2 separate regions of the Homo sapiens genome follow, and region 1 is linked to region 2. The links are chromatin contacts, found by Hi-C or POLR2A ChIA-PET in ENCODE. All regions are on one chromosome and are shown on one strand. The core of a region is the stretch at or near the end of the contact, and the rest is flanking DNA. Distances in the headings are between cores, read along the strand shown.

Region 1 (6,949 bases), core at 62-2,561, 150 kb before region 2:
ACCACAGAAGCACTATTCATAACAGTCAAAAACTGAAAACCACCCAAACAAGCAACAAAAGTAGAAGAGATTAATAAACTCTAACATATAATGCAATGAAACAATATCTAGTGCAAAGATGAACAAATTACTGCCACATGGAATAACATGAATCAATCTAACAAACATGTTAGGTTAAAGCTGCCTCCTCATGTATTTTAAGTTTGGCCTAAAGGTTTCTCCGAACATAGGGAACTGTAACCTAACTGGATGTGTACACAGACTGTAATCTACTCTTGTACCAATTACAGAGTTTTGGCCAATCACAGGGGGGCAACTGTTCAAACTGCTCAAATAAGGCTAATGCCATGCTATAACCAATCCAGCTGTTTATGTACCTCACTTCTGTTTTCTGTGTGTCACTTTACATTTTCCGTCCATAAATATTACGTGACCATGTGGCAGCCCCAGAGTCGCTCTAAATCTATTCTGGTTTAGGGGCTACTGGATTCCCTAATCGTTCTTTGCTCAATTAAACTCTGTTAAACTGGCAAGGCAGGGTGGCTCACACCTGTAATCCCAGCACTTTGGGAGGCTGAGGTGGGCAGATCACTTGAGGTCAAGAGTTTGAGACCAGCCTCACCAACATGGTGAAACCCTGTCTCTACTAAAAATACAAAAATTAGCCAGGCATGGTGGCGGGTGCCTGTAATCCCAGCTACTTGGGAGGCTGAGGCAGGAGAATCACTTGAACCTGGGAGGCAGAGGTTGCAGTGACCCGTGATCACACTATTGCACTACAGCCTGAGCAACAGAGCAAGACTCTGTCTCAAAATAAAAACACAAAAGAAAAAAAACCCATTAAATTTAGTTTGTCTAAAAGTTTTACTTTTAACATATAATATTGGGTAAAAGAAGCTAGACACAAATAGAAGTATGCGTAAGTTTAAAATCAGGCAGCATCAATCAACAATAAAAGAAGTTTACTTATGGGAGGGGTAGGTGATTCCCTTTAAAGAGGCACAAAAGAAAATTGATAATGCTCTATTTCCAGATCCTTGTAGTGGTTACACAGGCATACCCACTCATCAAGTTGTATACAATTTGTGTACTCTGTGTAATTCTTCAAAAACAAATCAATTTAAAATGTCATGAAGTTCAAAATAAGGAATACTTAACATAACTCACTTTATTTGCTTTTAACATACTAAAAAGCCACGCTCAAATGATTCATCCTCCCTACTGAATAGGACCTCAAATGGAATGTATCATGGTATTTGCTTAAGATAAATAGCTACTTTATTGAAGGTTCCAAAAAAGTGTATCCCAAATAGCGAACACGACCTACCCAAGAAAAGTAAGATGCCTTAAGGGGAAAATTCCAGTATCTACCTTTTTTTGGGTGGGGCGTCAGCGGAGGAGAGGACAGAGTCTCACTCTGTCACCCAGGCTGGACTACAGTGGTGCAAGCATAGCTCACTGCAGCCTCAATCTCCTAGGCTCCTAAGCGGCTGTGACTACAGGCACACATCACCATGCTCAGCTAATGGTTTAAATTTTTGTTTCTCAGGCTCTTGAACTTCTGACTTCAAGCAATCCTCCCATCTCAGCCTCCCAAAGTGCTGGGATTATAGGCGTAAGCCACTGTGGCCAGCTTAATATCTTTCTAGACATCATTTTGAGTTATTACTTCAGGAAATATCCGCTAGAAAACTTTTCCATTTCTGGAAACTCAGTATTTTTATTTGTGAGATTAAGATCCCAAAATACAACTCTAATATACAAAAACTGAGACCCTGAAAAATAAAGAACAGAAAAGTCAAACAAGAATCTCTGCCTTCACATGTTTCCAGAAGACAGCTGGTACATGTAATTAGAGTGGAAGTTTATTTAAAATATATCTAGGACAGGCATAGTGGCTCACGCCTGTAATCCCAGCACTGTGGGAGGCCGAGGTGGGTAGATCACTTAAGGTCAGGAGTTCAAGACCAGCCTGGCCAACACGGCAAAACCCTGTCTCTACTAAAAACACAAAAATTAGCTGGGCATGGTGGCGCACGCCTGTAGTCCCAGCTATTCGGGAGACTAAGACATGAGAATTGCTTGAACCTCGAGGCGGAGGTTGCAGTGAGCTGAGATTGTGCTACTGCACTCCAACCTGGGCAACAGAGCAAGACTCTGTCCCAAAAAATAATAATAAAATAAAGTAAAATAAAATAAAATAAAAATATCTAGGCATAGGAAAAAATGGCACTTACTCCTCTTTTCCTTTTTCTTAAATTTCCCTTTTTTCTTCCCATGATCTTTCTCATCATCAGACACTACATCAGGAGGCTCATGGAGGATGTCATGGGGAGGTGAGGGCTCGCCAGTGCGGTACAATCCAGGAAACTTAGTAGGGCTGATCTCTTCAGAGCTGGGGGTCCGGGTAAGCCCGCTGCCATGCTCCACCCTGCGGTGTTCACTGGGGCTGCTGGTGGGGGGCAGGAAGCACTCAGTCATGCTGATGCCCTGACTAGGAAGGGACGAGGTCTTCTCTGTTACCTATCCATTACACCTGCACCAAGAGAAAAAACATTAGCAGAGTCACCTAACACCAAGGAACAAAAACACCACAGCATTTACAAATCAAAAATATTTTCTCCACAAACCCCCTTGTAAAAAACTCTTTCATTTTATTGTCTCGAGATATATTCCATGCATCACACATTTCAGTTCTCAGGGTTGAAAGCACTGGGATCTTCGAGTATTCAAAAAATAAATCAAATGAAAATCAGAGGTAGAGTTCTCAAAGTAGAATATGGAATTCCTTAAAAAAAAAAAACCACTCATCATTCTAAAGTGCTTCATTTTGACTGCTCCCCAACATAAAATCTTACTATTTTGCTTTATGACTAAACAACTATAAATAAGTTACAAAGACGACTTTATAACTACATATGAACAGTTCACATCATAATTAAATTTTATAATTAAAATGATATATTTAATGATTCATATAATTACAGACCACTGATTCTACGATGCATGCAATTTTATATGCAGCTCATGTATTGATAATAACTATATTTTTGTACTGCAGTTATGCTAAAAGAAATGAAGGAACCCTCATTTAATCAATCCTAAAATACATGCAAAATAGTTTTACTACAACAGATGCTACAAAGGACAAATGTAAGAGGAGTTCAAAATTTGTTTGCATTTTCTCCCTTCTTTAGGATGGTAGGTACACAGTCAAAGTACTGCGTTTGAAAGTTACTTGGATTAATTCTTATTCCTCTTTAATGTCATTATGATATTCATTTGAAATACTATCAGAATCACTTTTTCTCTTTGCGCTCATTTATTTTTTTTATTTTTTTTGAGAGATGGAATTTCGCTCTTGTTGCCCAGGCTGGAATGCAATGGCGCAATCTCGGCTCACTGCAACCTCCGCCTCCCAGGTTCAAGTGATTCTCCCGCCTCAGCCTCCTGAGTAGCTGGGATTACAGGTGCCTGCCACCACACCCGGCTAATTTTTTGTATTTTCAGTAGAGACAGGGTTTCACCATATTGGTTAGGCTGGTCTCGAACTCCTGGCCTCAGGTGAGTCACCCGCCTCGGCCTCCCAAAGTGCTCGGATTACAGGTGTGAGCCATCGTGCCCGGCCTCTCTTTGCACTCACTTTAAATGTTAACTTTACAATTTAAAAAATCCACAAGCCATAAGTGACAATTCTGAGACCATAAATAAAGTCAAAGGACAAGCAAATGTGGAAAAAAAAAAGTTGCAAATTGGGAGAGGTAATTTCTTTAAAAAGCAAAGAGTTATTAACAAATTAATGAAAATAGCAACAAATTAAGAGAACCAGACAAAGGATGTGAACAGGCAGTTCACAGAAAAGTGGCTAAAAAATGAGTGGAAACAATGTTCAACTTCAATTATAATTTTTTAAACAATGAGCTATCACTTTTCTAATGTAAGAGTGGCAAAGTACAAAATGGCACATATAAGATCCATTATGATGGTAAGGATAGAGGAAACAAGACTCACGAGAACACCTACTAATGGTAGAAGTATAACATGATCCTTTTTGAAAAGCAATCTTATCGTAGCTATTAAAATTTTAAATCTATTCTCTTTGATCCAGAATTCTGCTTTTAGGAAATTATTCTTCAGATATACTTTCACAAAAATGCAAAGATATATGCAAGAAAATATTCACTGCAGTACTGTAAAAACAAAAAACAAGATAATCTAAAATGCTATCAATAGAATACTGATTAAATTATGGTTTATCCAAATAGGCTATAAAGTCACACACACACACACAGTTTCTGAAAACATGTAAGAAACGGTTAATTACTGTTAACTCTTGGAAGCGTCAGAAGGGTAGACTTTATTCTAACACTTAAAAAAATGAAAAGGGGCCTGGCACGGTGGCTCATGCCTTTAATCCCAGCGCTCTGGAAGGCCAGGGTGGGTGGATCACTCAAGCCTAGGAGTTTGAGACCAGCCTGGGCAACACGGCGAAACTTTGTCTCTAAAAAAACAATACAAAAAATTAGCTGGGCGCATGCATGTTCTCACTCATAGGTGGGAACCGAACAATGAGAACACTTGGACACAGGATGGGGAACACCACACACTGGGACCTGTGGTGGGGTGGGGGGAGGGGGGAGGGATAGCATTAGGAGTATACCTAATGTAAATGATGAGTTAATGGATGCAGCACACCAACATGGCACATGTATACATATGTAACAAACCTGCACGTTATGCACATGTACCCTAGAACTTAAAGTATAATAAAAAAAAATTAGCTGGGTGTAGTGATACACGCCTATAGTCCTAGCCACTTGGGAGGCTGAGGTGGGAGGATCACTTGAGTTCAGGAGATGGAGGTTACAGTGAGCTGAGATCGCACCACTGCACTCCAGCCTGGGTGCCAGAGTGAGACCCTGTCTCAAATTAAAAAAAAAAAAAAAAGAACAAGCTGTTTTTTGATCCTGTAAAAATTATGTAACATTAAAAATCATGTTGACAATATTTAATGATGTGAGGAAAAAGCAATTTTATTTACAGCATATCAATTTAAATATATAAATATATGTATAAAATAACAGCATATTAATAACAATTATCTCTGGATTTAAGATTATGACTGATCTAAACTTTTTTTGTTTTTCTGCATTTTATAAATTTTCTACCCAATATGCACTATTGCTTACATAACCAGAAAAAAAAAATATTAAAAACAAAAAAGTTTTCACTGAAGGATCAATAAGCATCAGTATAATTCTGTTTTTCTTAATGGGCCCTGACTTTCGGCTATCATTTGGTTTTTTGTTTTTGTTTTTTTGAGATGGAGTCTCGTTCTTGTTGCCCAGGCAGGAGTGCAGTGGCGTGCTCTTGGTTACTAAACCTCTGCCTCCTGGGTTCATGTGATTCTCCCACCTCAGCCTCCCGAGTAGCTGGGATTACAGGCACCCACCACCACACCTGGCTAATTTTTGTATTTTTAGTAGAGATGGTGTTTCACCATGTTGGCCAGACTGGTCTCAAACTCCTGACCTCGGGTGATCCACCAGCCTTGGCCTCCCAAAGTGCTGGGCTTACAGGTGTGAGCCACCATGCCCGGCCTTGGCTATCGTTGTTTTTTTTTTTTTGTTTTTTTTTTTTTTTGAGACTCACTCTGTCGCCCAGGCTGAAGTGCAGTGGCGCGATCTCGGCTCACTGCAAGCTCCGTCTCCTGGGTTCAAGCCATTCTTCTGCCTCAGCCTCCCGACTAGCTGGGACTATAGGCGTCTGCCACCACACCAGGCTATTTTTTTTTTTTTTTGTATTTTTAGTAAAGACAGGATTTCACCATGTTAGCCAGGATGGTCTGGATCTCCTGACCTTGTGATCCACCCGCCTTGGCCTCCCAAAGTGCTAGGATTACAGGCGTGAGCCACCAGGCCCGGCCTTGGCTATAGTTTTTTAAAGTGCATTCCCTTTTCCTATTAATTGAAGTTTTGACAATCTAAGAGTTGAGAGTTTAAAAGGACCTAGAGTTCAACAAGGTAACAGGAACTATACATTAGAGATGAGGAAACTGAGCTCAAGTCCATGGAAGCTAAAACACAACTTGTGGGGCAGGCGCACAGGTTTACACTCCAGAAAAAAAAAATTGCTTATAGACATATCACCCACACGGATACCATGTTATTGTATGCTTCTCTGTCTTTGCTCATTCTCTCCCAGGAATCCAGCCTTCCTCTCAATATTTTTGCGTGGCTAATTCATACTCATCCTTTAACACTAGGCCTACAATTGGGCATGATTTTGTAGATGATGGAAACATTCTAAATTTGGATTATGGTGATGGTTGCAGAAACCCATAAACTGGCTAAAAATCATTAAATTATACACTTCGAGTGAGTGGATCTTATATGAGTTCTACCTCAATAAAGCTGTTTAAAAAAATCAAGCACTAGCAACACTTCTCCAAGAATCCTCCCTGGTGACCCACCCCATCCAGTATAAGCCACAAATACTCCTTTTCTGTGTCCTAGAACATCCTGAACATACCTCTTCACAGCACTTACCATACTGTATTTCAATTACATATGCATGTGTTCACCTTGCTAATGGTGAGCTCCAAAATTTAACACTACCTATGGCACACAGTAAGTAGTCAAATGTTTATTTAATAAACTAATTGGTATCTTTTCTGTTCTCAACATATTTACTGCTGATGAGACAAATATTAGAAGAAATGAATCTTGCCCTAAGCCTTAAGTTCTAATTCAGGAAATAAAGGGAATCAACAATTTATTTGAGTTCCTGTGGCTTCTGGAACGTTCACATACATTAATTTAGCTAACCCTGTGAGAAAAGCAGTATTTTTCCATGTTTATAAACAGAGAAAGTAAGGCTCAGAGAGCTTAAATAACTTTCCCTAAATCACATAGCAAGTAAGAGATAAAACTGGGATCTGTTTGACTCA
Region 2 (7,347 bases), core at 2,128-4,627:
CCACTTTATATACAATGGAATACTATTCAGCCTTAAAAAAAGAAGGAAATCCTATCAGTAGCCCCCAGCCTTTTTGGCACCAGGACTGGTTTTGGGATGAAACTGTTCCACCTCAGATCATCAGGCATTAGATTCTCATAAGGAGCATGCAACTGAGACCCCTCGTATGTGCAGTTCACAATAGGGTTCGAGCTCCTGTAAGAATCCAATACTGCCGCTGACCTGACAGGAGACGGAGCTCAGGCGGTGACGCTCGCTTGCCTGGTGTTCACCTCCTTCTATGTGGCCCGGTTCCTAAGAGGCGGCGGACTGCTACTGGTCCATGGCTCAGGGGTTGGGGACCCTGATTTACAACATGGATGAACCTGGAGGACATCATGTTAAGTAAAATAAGCCAGTCACAGAAAGGCAAATACCGCATGATTTCACTTATATGTGGAATCTAAAAAAGTTGAACTCACAGAAGCGGTGAGCAGAATGGTTACCAGGAGCTGAGGAAAGGGGAGGTGTCCATCAAATAATGCAAAATTTCAGTTAGATAGAAATAATAAATTCAAGAGCTCTATTGTACAACATGGTGACTATAGCTAATAACAATGTATTATATTCTTGAAAATTGCTGGCTGGGCACAGTGGCTCACACTTGTAATCCCAGCACTTTGGGAAGCCAAGGCGGGAGTATCACTTGTGTCCAGGAATTCAAGACCAGTCTGGATAACACATTGAGACCCCATCTCTACAAAAAATTTAAAAATTAGCGAGGTGTGGTAGCATAGTGCCAGCTACTCGGGAGGCTGAGGTGGGAAAATCACTTGAGGTTGCGGCTGCAGTGAGGTGTGATAGCATCACTGCACTCCAGCCTGGGTGACAGAGACCCTATCTCAAGAAAAAATAAAAAAGAAAATTGCTAAGAGAGTAGATTTTAAGTGTTCTCACCATACACAGAAAAGGTGAGGTAATGTATGTTAATTAGCTCTATGTAGCCATTCCACAATGTATACATATTTCAAAATAACCTGTTGCACTGGGTAAATATATACTATTATTTGTCAATTAAAATTAATAATAATAAATAATGTATCTAAATAATTTGCATAGTTTTTCTTAAAACAGAAAACAGAAAATTTGAACTCCTAGCACCTATTTATTCCTTAATATTAGAAAAGTAACATGTTAGAGCGAAGCAAGACAGAAATCCATTCTATGCAGGAACCAACGGATCTATCTAGATCTGACCTGAGATACAAGAGAGAGTCATAACGAAAAACCTGGATGTTCCAAAAGGAAGATGCCAAGACCCGTCAAGGTTAGTACTGGACTGTAGCCCTGAGTTCAAAGTCAGAGTTCAAGGAATTTGCCTAACAAAGAGCAGGATTAAGGAAGAAACATTTGATCCACTAGGTGGTAGAGCCTGTCCCAGGGTTGTGTTCCCAGCACAGAGCTGTCTGATCCTGTTTTCCTGGGTTTTGCAGGCACTGTGCCTGTTGCCTGACACCACCCACCTTTTCCGGCTCTTTCCCTGTGCCCCTTTCTTCCATTCACCACAGCGACATCTAGGATCTATGAGTTGGTATGGCAAAATGAGCCAAGCTGTGGTTGCTAAGCAGGTTTTCAGCAGGCTTCACAGCCTGGTCTTGGAGCTTATGATGCTTCCAATTTATTAAGTATAGCAAATGATCTTGGTACTATAAAGAATCTGCTATTTCTATATCAACATTATACAAACAGTGCACCACTGAATTATAGTGTTCCACGACATGCTAAACAGGTGGCTCAAGATGAAAAAGTTCATGCTTGCCATGTTTTATTTATTGGCACAAGTTATTAATTTTTTCTTTTATTTTTTTGAAACAGGGTCTTGATCTGTCACCCAGGCTGGAGTGCAGGGGTGCAATTATAGCTCACTACAGCCGCAAGCTCCTGGGCTCAAGTGATCCTCCTGTCTCAGCCCTCCAAGTAGCTAGGACTACAGGCATGCATCATTATGCCCAGTCAATTTTTTGTTTTTTTATTTTGTAGAGACAGAGTCTCCCTGTGTCGCCCAGGCTGATCTTGAACTCCTGTGCTCATGCGATCCTCCCACTTAGGCCTCCCAAAGTGCTGGGATTACAGGTGTGAGCCTCTGGGCCTGGCCTAGTTTTTTTCTTTTCCTTTCTTTTTCTTTTTCTTTTTTTTTGAGTTAAAGTCTCACTCTGCCGCCTAGGCTGGACTGCAGTGACTCAGACATGGCTCAGTACAGCCTGAACCTCCTGGGCTCAAGCGATTCTCCTGCCACAGCCCCCGCTCCCACCCAAGTAGCTGGGACTACAGGCACATGCCACCCATGCACAGCTAAATTTTTTATTTTTTGTAGAGACGGGGTTTTGCCATGTTGCCCAGGTTGGTCTCAAACTTAAGTGATCCGCCTGCCTTGGCCTCCCAGAGTGCTGGGATTATAGGCACGAGCAACTGCGCTCAGGCAATTTTTTCTTCTAATTTAACATTTCCCATAGAATTCAACATTTATTTATTTATTTAAAAAAATTTTTTTAGAGACAGGGTCTTACTCTGTTGCCCAGGCTGGAGTGCTGTAGTGCAATCAGAGCTCACTGCAGCCTTGACCTCCTGAGTTTAGTAATCCTCCTGCCTTAACCTCCCAAGTAGCTGGGACCATATGTGCATGCCATCACACCCAACTAATTAATTTTTATTTTTGGTAAAGATGGGGTCTCCTTATGTTGCCTAGGCTGGTCTTGAACTCCTGGGCTCAAGTGATCCTCCTTCTGTGGCCTCCCAACGTGCTGGAATTACAGGAATGAGCCATCATGCTTAGGCAGAATCCAACTTTTAATGCACATTAAACATGAATCAAAAGTTACAATGTCTTAATGCCATTAAAGAGTCTATTATTAAATCATTCATCATTTCATGTTGTTCTAAATGTATTTTAAGCTACTATGTAGTAGTGTAGGATTCCATTTACATTATACAGAAAAATTCCAGCTAATAACTGCAGAAGTAATGATAAAAATAGAAAATCATTGTTCTACAACTTTTCTTCTTCTTCTTTTTTTTTTTCTGAGACAGAGTCTCCCTCTGTCACCCAGACTGGAGTGCAGTGGCACTATCTCGGCTCACTGCAACTTCTGCCTTCTGGGTTCAAGTGACTCTCCTGCCTCAGCCTCCCTTGTCGCTGGGATTACAGGTGCCTACCACCACACCTGGCTAATTTTTGTATTTTTAGTAGTGACGGGATTTCGTCATGTTGGCTAGGCTGGTCTTGAATTCCTGACTTAAGGTGATTCGCCCCCTCTTGGCCTCCCAAAGTGCTGGGATTATACGCGTGAGCCACCACACCTGGCTGTTTTACAGCTTCTAATGAAGTAGCTGACTCAGGCAATGGTCATCAAGAAGGGGTGAAATCACCAGGTGAAAGGCTGATGGGGACCTTTATCACAAAGGGATCAGACTTTCACCGTCGGAACTCATGGGATCAATTTTAGCATTACTAAAAGCAGGACGTCTGGATATTGTTTGCCTTTGTGTACACTGTACCACTGTTCCCTCCTCCCAAAAACTGAGCCTCAATCTAATCAAGCCTTCATATCTAACTTCCAGCCTATAGGAAATAGAAAAGACCAACTAACAAGTTAAATAACCAAAAGAAGCAATCAACCAAATCCAGAATGTGGTTTATTTTGAAGAAACCAATCATGACTGACTAGTTTATTCAAAAAGCCAATGGAATATTAAAGGATGGGAGAGAGGGGGAGAAGAAACTGTTTTAGAATAAAAGAAACTTAAGAAATCTAACAACCAAATACAGTGAGTAATCTTTGTTGGATCTTGATTTGAGTAAAACAACTGTAAAAAACATTTAGTCAATCAGTGAAATCTAAGTATGATCTGAGTGGTATTAGACGATATTAAAGAAGTACTGTTAAATGGCCGGGTGCGGTGGCTCACATGTGTAATCCCAGCACTTTGGGAGGCTGAGGAGGGCAGATCACTTGAGGACAGGAGTTCGAGACCAGCCTGGCCAACATGGTGAAACCCCATCTGTACAAAAAAATACAAAAAAGTATCTAGATATGGTGGCGTGTGTCTGTAGTCCCAGCTACCTGGGAGGCTGAGGCAGGAGAATCACTTGAACTCAGGAGGTGGAGGTTGCAGTGAGCCAAGACTGCACCAGTGCACTCCAGCCTGGGCGAGAGAGCAAAACTCTGCCTCAAAAATAAAAATAAAAATAAAATAAAGATGTGCTGTTAATTACATTAGGCATAGTAATGACATTGTGTTATGTAAAAATACTCTTTTTTTGAGATGTATAACTAAAGGACTTCACGGATAATAGTGAAATGATTTACTTTGTAATACCTAAGCAAAACAAAAAGGTTGTGGGGGAAGATAGAGACATATACCAACAAACAGATGAATGGATGAAACAAGTCTGGCAATGTATTAATGACTATTGGAACAGGTAGTACGTATCACTGTACTCTCTATTTTTGTGCACATTTGGAAAAGTAAAAACAGTAAAAAAAAAGAAAAAAGAGCTTGTGGGTGGAGATCTAGGATCCAAAACCCACAGGATTTCAGGAATATGTTGGACAGCAAAGATTAAAATCAACTATGGTGGTTACTCTTACCTTAAGAAAAAATCAGAAAAGAGAAGCTCTTATACAAGGGAGCCACAGGGGAAAGTTTCCTAGAGAAAGTATGTGCTGAAGTCCACAGAATGAGAGAGGAAAGGAAGGCTGCACTCTAATTTGTGTTCTCTCAGAGGTCTGTGCCCCACCCATGAAAAGTATGGGGACTATTTCAACTTAGGAAGGAGGAGCAGCGGCAGGTTTGCAAAGGATGTTAAGAGAGCCTAATTTGGAAGAGAGCTGCCTACAAGGAGGAGGATTGCTGTATAAATAGAACTGGAATATCTCAGTTTTATCCTAGAAAGTAGAAAGATTAACTTAACTTAAAATGAAAGATGAAGTTACATTATGAACTTACTCAAAGTTTAAAACTGGACATCCAACCCTTAAAGGTAAATAAGCTTTTTTTAAAAAAATGAGAACTAGCCTGGAAGCATACCAGTTGCTTCTAAAATTGTAGAGATATAAGCATGTATAATTATTCTTTCTCAGTGGAAAAAAATGCAGAACTCTCTTCCTAAAAGAAGACGCTGAACAGCACTGTCATCATGGTGTGATGGTTAAGACACACACATATATAACACACATACACTCACATTCATACACTCGCACAAACACTCTCACACACATACATACACATTATTTTAGGCAATGCTATTAATAAAAGTTCATTTGTGTATTTTGGCATCCATGTTTAAATTAAATTCTTATGTGTGAGGCTGGGCACATTGGCTCACGCCTGTAATCCCAGCACTTTGGGAGGCTGAGGCGGGTGGATCACTTGAGCCCAGGAGTTCGAGACCAGCCTGGGCAACATGGCGAAACCCTGTCTCCATCAAAACTATAAAAATCAGCTGGGTGTTGTGGCTCATGCCTGCAGTCCCACCTACTTGGGAGGCTGAGGCAGGAGGACTGCTTGAGCCCAGGATGTTGAGCCTGCAGTGAGCCATGATCACACCACTCCACTCCAGCCTAGGCAACATAGCAAGACCCTGTCTCAAAAAAAAATCTTATGTGTGTATATCAGAGATTAAGATGACTATTTCCTCTTTTTTAGTTTCACTGTACATATTAAATTAATATACAGTTAATGACCTAAAATAATTCAAAGCTAGCTGTTAGAGATACCAAGATGAATATAAGAGGACAGAGGAAAAGATACTTCTGCCCCCATTCTCTCAGAATTCACTACAAAACACTAAAGAAAAACAAGAAATGGAAACACTAACTCTATCTGTGGAGAACCTAAGAGCTAAAGGTACCTGACTGAGCAGTCTTCACACAGGCCATGCACCCCACAGAACCCTGAGGAGACTCAGGAGCTGGAGGTGCCAGAGTGGCAGAGGCAAGCCTATTCTGTGGGGTAGTTATACCTTCAGGTCCCTGTCTCTTCTTCCACAACTGTAGGAGATGAGAGAGTTAGTCTTTAGAGAAATTAAACCAAAGAGGCCCTGGACTGGGAATGCCAAAAATGGCAAAGGGTAGAGATGAGTATGGGAAAAAAACAAGGAACGTAAATAAAAGTATGCTTACTGTTTACTGTGACCTCACCCCTCAGGTTCCCAGAACATTTGCAGCCTGGCATACTGCCCCATACCCCAGCCTCAACACCAGCAGGAAACCAGGAGATCTTTCTCTAGAAAAAATGTGCAACCCTAAAGGGAAAGATCTATAGACATGAAATAGAGGGCTCGTCAGTGAAAAAGGCAGTTCATCCTCCAACCACCTTTTCGTGAGGCAAACTACATTCCATGCCCTGTCCATGGATTAAGTACTCCCAGTCCGTTTTGGAGTACCTAAATTCTACAAAGGAATAGACAGCCAAGGGTCACCAGACACCTGAGAAAATGGAAATCATGCAAGGAGTAGAAGGAAAAAACTCAACAGCAACCACAAAACAGTACAATTAAGAATCCCATAAAGATAAGAAAAATATGTTACATATAAAACAAGAACAGTATGTTCCTTAAAAAAGGACAATCAGAGAAGGGCTCTTGGAAATTAAAAAAGGAAGTAAAAATTTAAAAAATTAATACAAGGGTGAAAAGATTAGGAAATCTCTCAAGAAGTACACCATACACCCAAAATACAGAAAGACAGATAATGGGATAACTCATTTAATTAATTAGTGCTTACATTATTATGCATCAAATGAGTATATATTATTAATTCATTAGAGTGATTATTAAGGTAAATACTGATTTCACTAGAAGGAGTGATAAAATCACACTGGGAAGATTAAGAGATAAGAGAACTAAATGCTTGTCTACCATAAGAGGAAGTCAACTGATAGTTTCTAAAATCAAAGAATCAAGAGAGTAGTATAGGGTTATTATTCAGAATTATGGAAGCAGTGCAACGCTGAAAAGTTGAAAGTGGTAGTCTCTGGGCATAGGATCAAAGGCTTGGAAAGAACTGAGATGGGATTGTTTTAGTACTATGTGACTTAAAAAGTATATGCATATAGCCTATTTCGATAAAGGATAATGTAAAAAAGATCAATATGATGATATTCCTGTTCTTAAGGAGGTGATACTCTGTCGAAAAAACATGCAAAACAACAATTATAGGAGCATGCAATAAATGATCTCTCAGAAGCATAGAGGATCCTTTATCTCAGTCAAATAAGGAAGGTTTCCAAGGAAAGGGGATACTTGAACTGGGGTTTTAAAAGTTAAAAATGAGTTAACTGGTCAGAGAAGGGCTGACAGGTGTTTCT

Evidence for each region. Hi-C counts contacts between places; a loop is a spot of excess contacts on that map. ChIA-PET counts read pairs that join two places held with the same protein, here RNA polymerase II (POLR2A). Pooled maps may share reads with other maps.
Region 1: a map of PC-9 shows a loop between it and region 2 (7-fold over the local background). The contact joins two enhancer-like sites. A Hi-C loop is called at or near these places in 25 of 168 maps with a recorded cell type or tissue (Caco-2, Calu3, HCT116 and 17 more), 5 of 37 single-sample maps with no recorded cell type and 26 of 50 pooled maps. POLR2A ChIA-PET finds 5 or more read pairs at or near these places in 2 of 52 experiments (OCI-LY7 and WTC11).

The regions. Positions count from the first base shown.
Region 1 is chr18:9,508,578-9,515,526 of GRCh38, reverse strand. RALBP1 (ralA binding protein 1) reads right to left here. Exons shown (of 10, transcript NM_006788.4): 2 at 2,238-2,536. The coding sequence starts at 2,481. Among named protein-coding and RNA genes, the nearest start is that of RALBP1, 37 kb to the right of the region's middle. Within about 2 kb of position 1,311, at least 2 of the 41 ENCODE cell types and tissues checked have a DNase peak (open chromatin) inside an H3K27ac peak, as active enhancers do; they include PC-3 and PC-9, where a contact is called at or near this core.
Region 2 is chr18:9,360,506-9,367,852 of GRCh38, reverse strand. The region is part of intron 3 of TWSG1 (twisted gastrulation BMP signaling modulator 1); the gene reads right to left. Among named protein-coding and RNA genes, the nearest start is that of TWSG1, 29 kb to the right of the region's middle. Within about 2 kb of position 3,377, at least 3 of the 41 ENCODE cell types and tissues checked have a DNase peak (open chromatin) inside an H3K27ac peak, as active enhancers do; they include PC-3 and PC-9, where a contact is called at or near this core.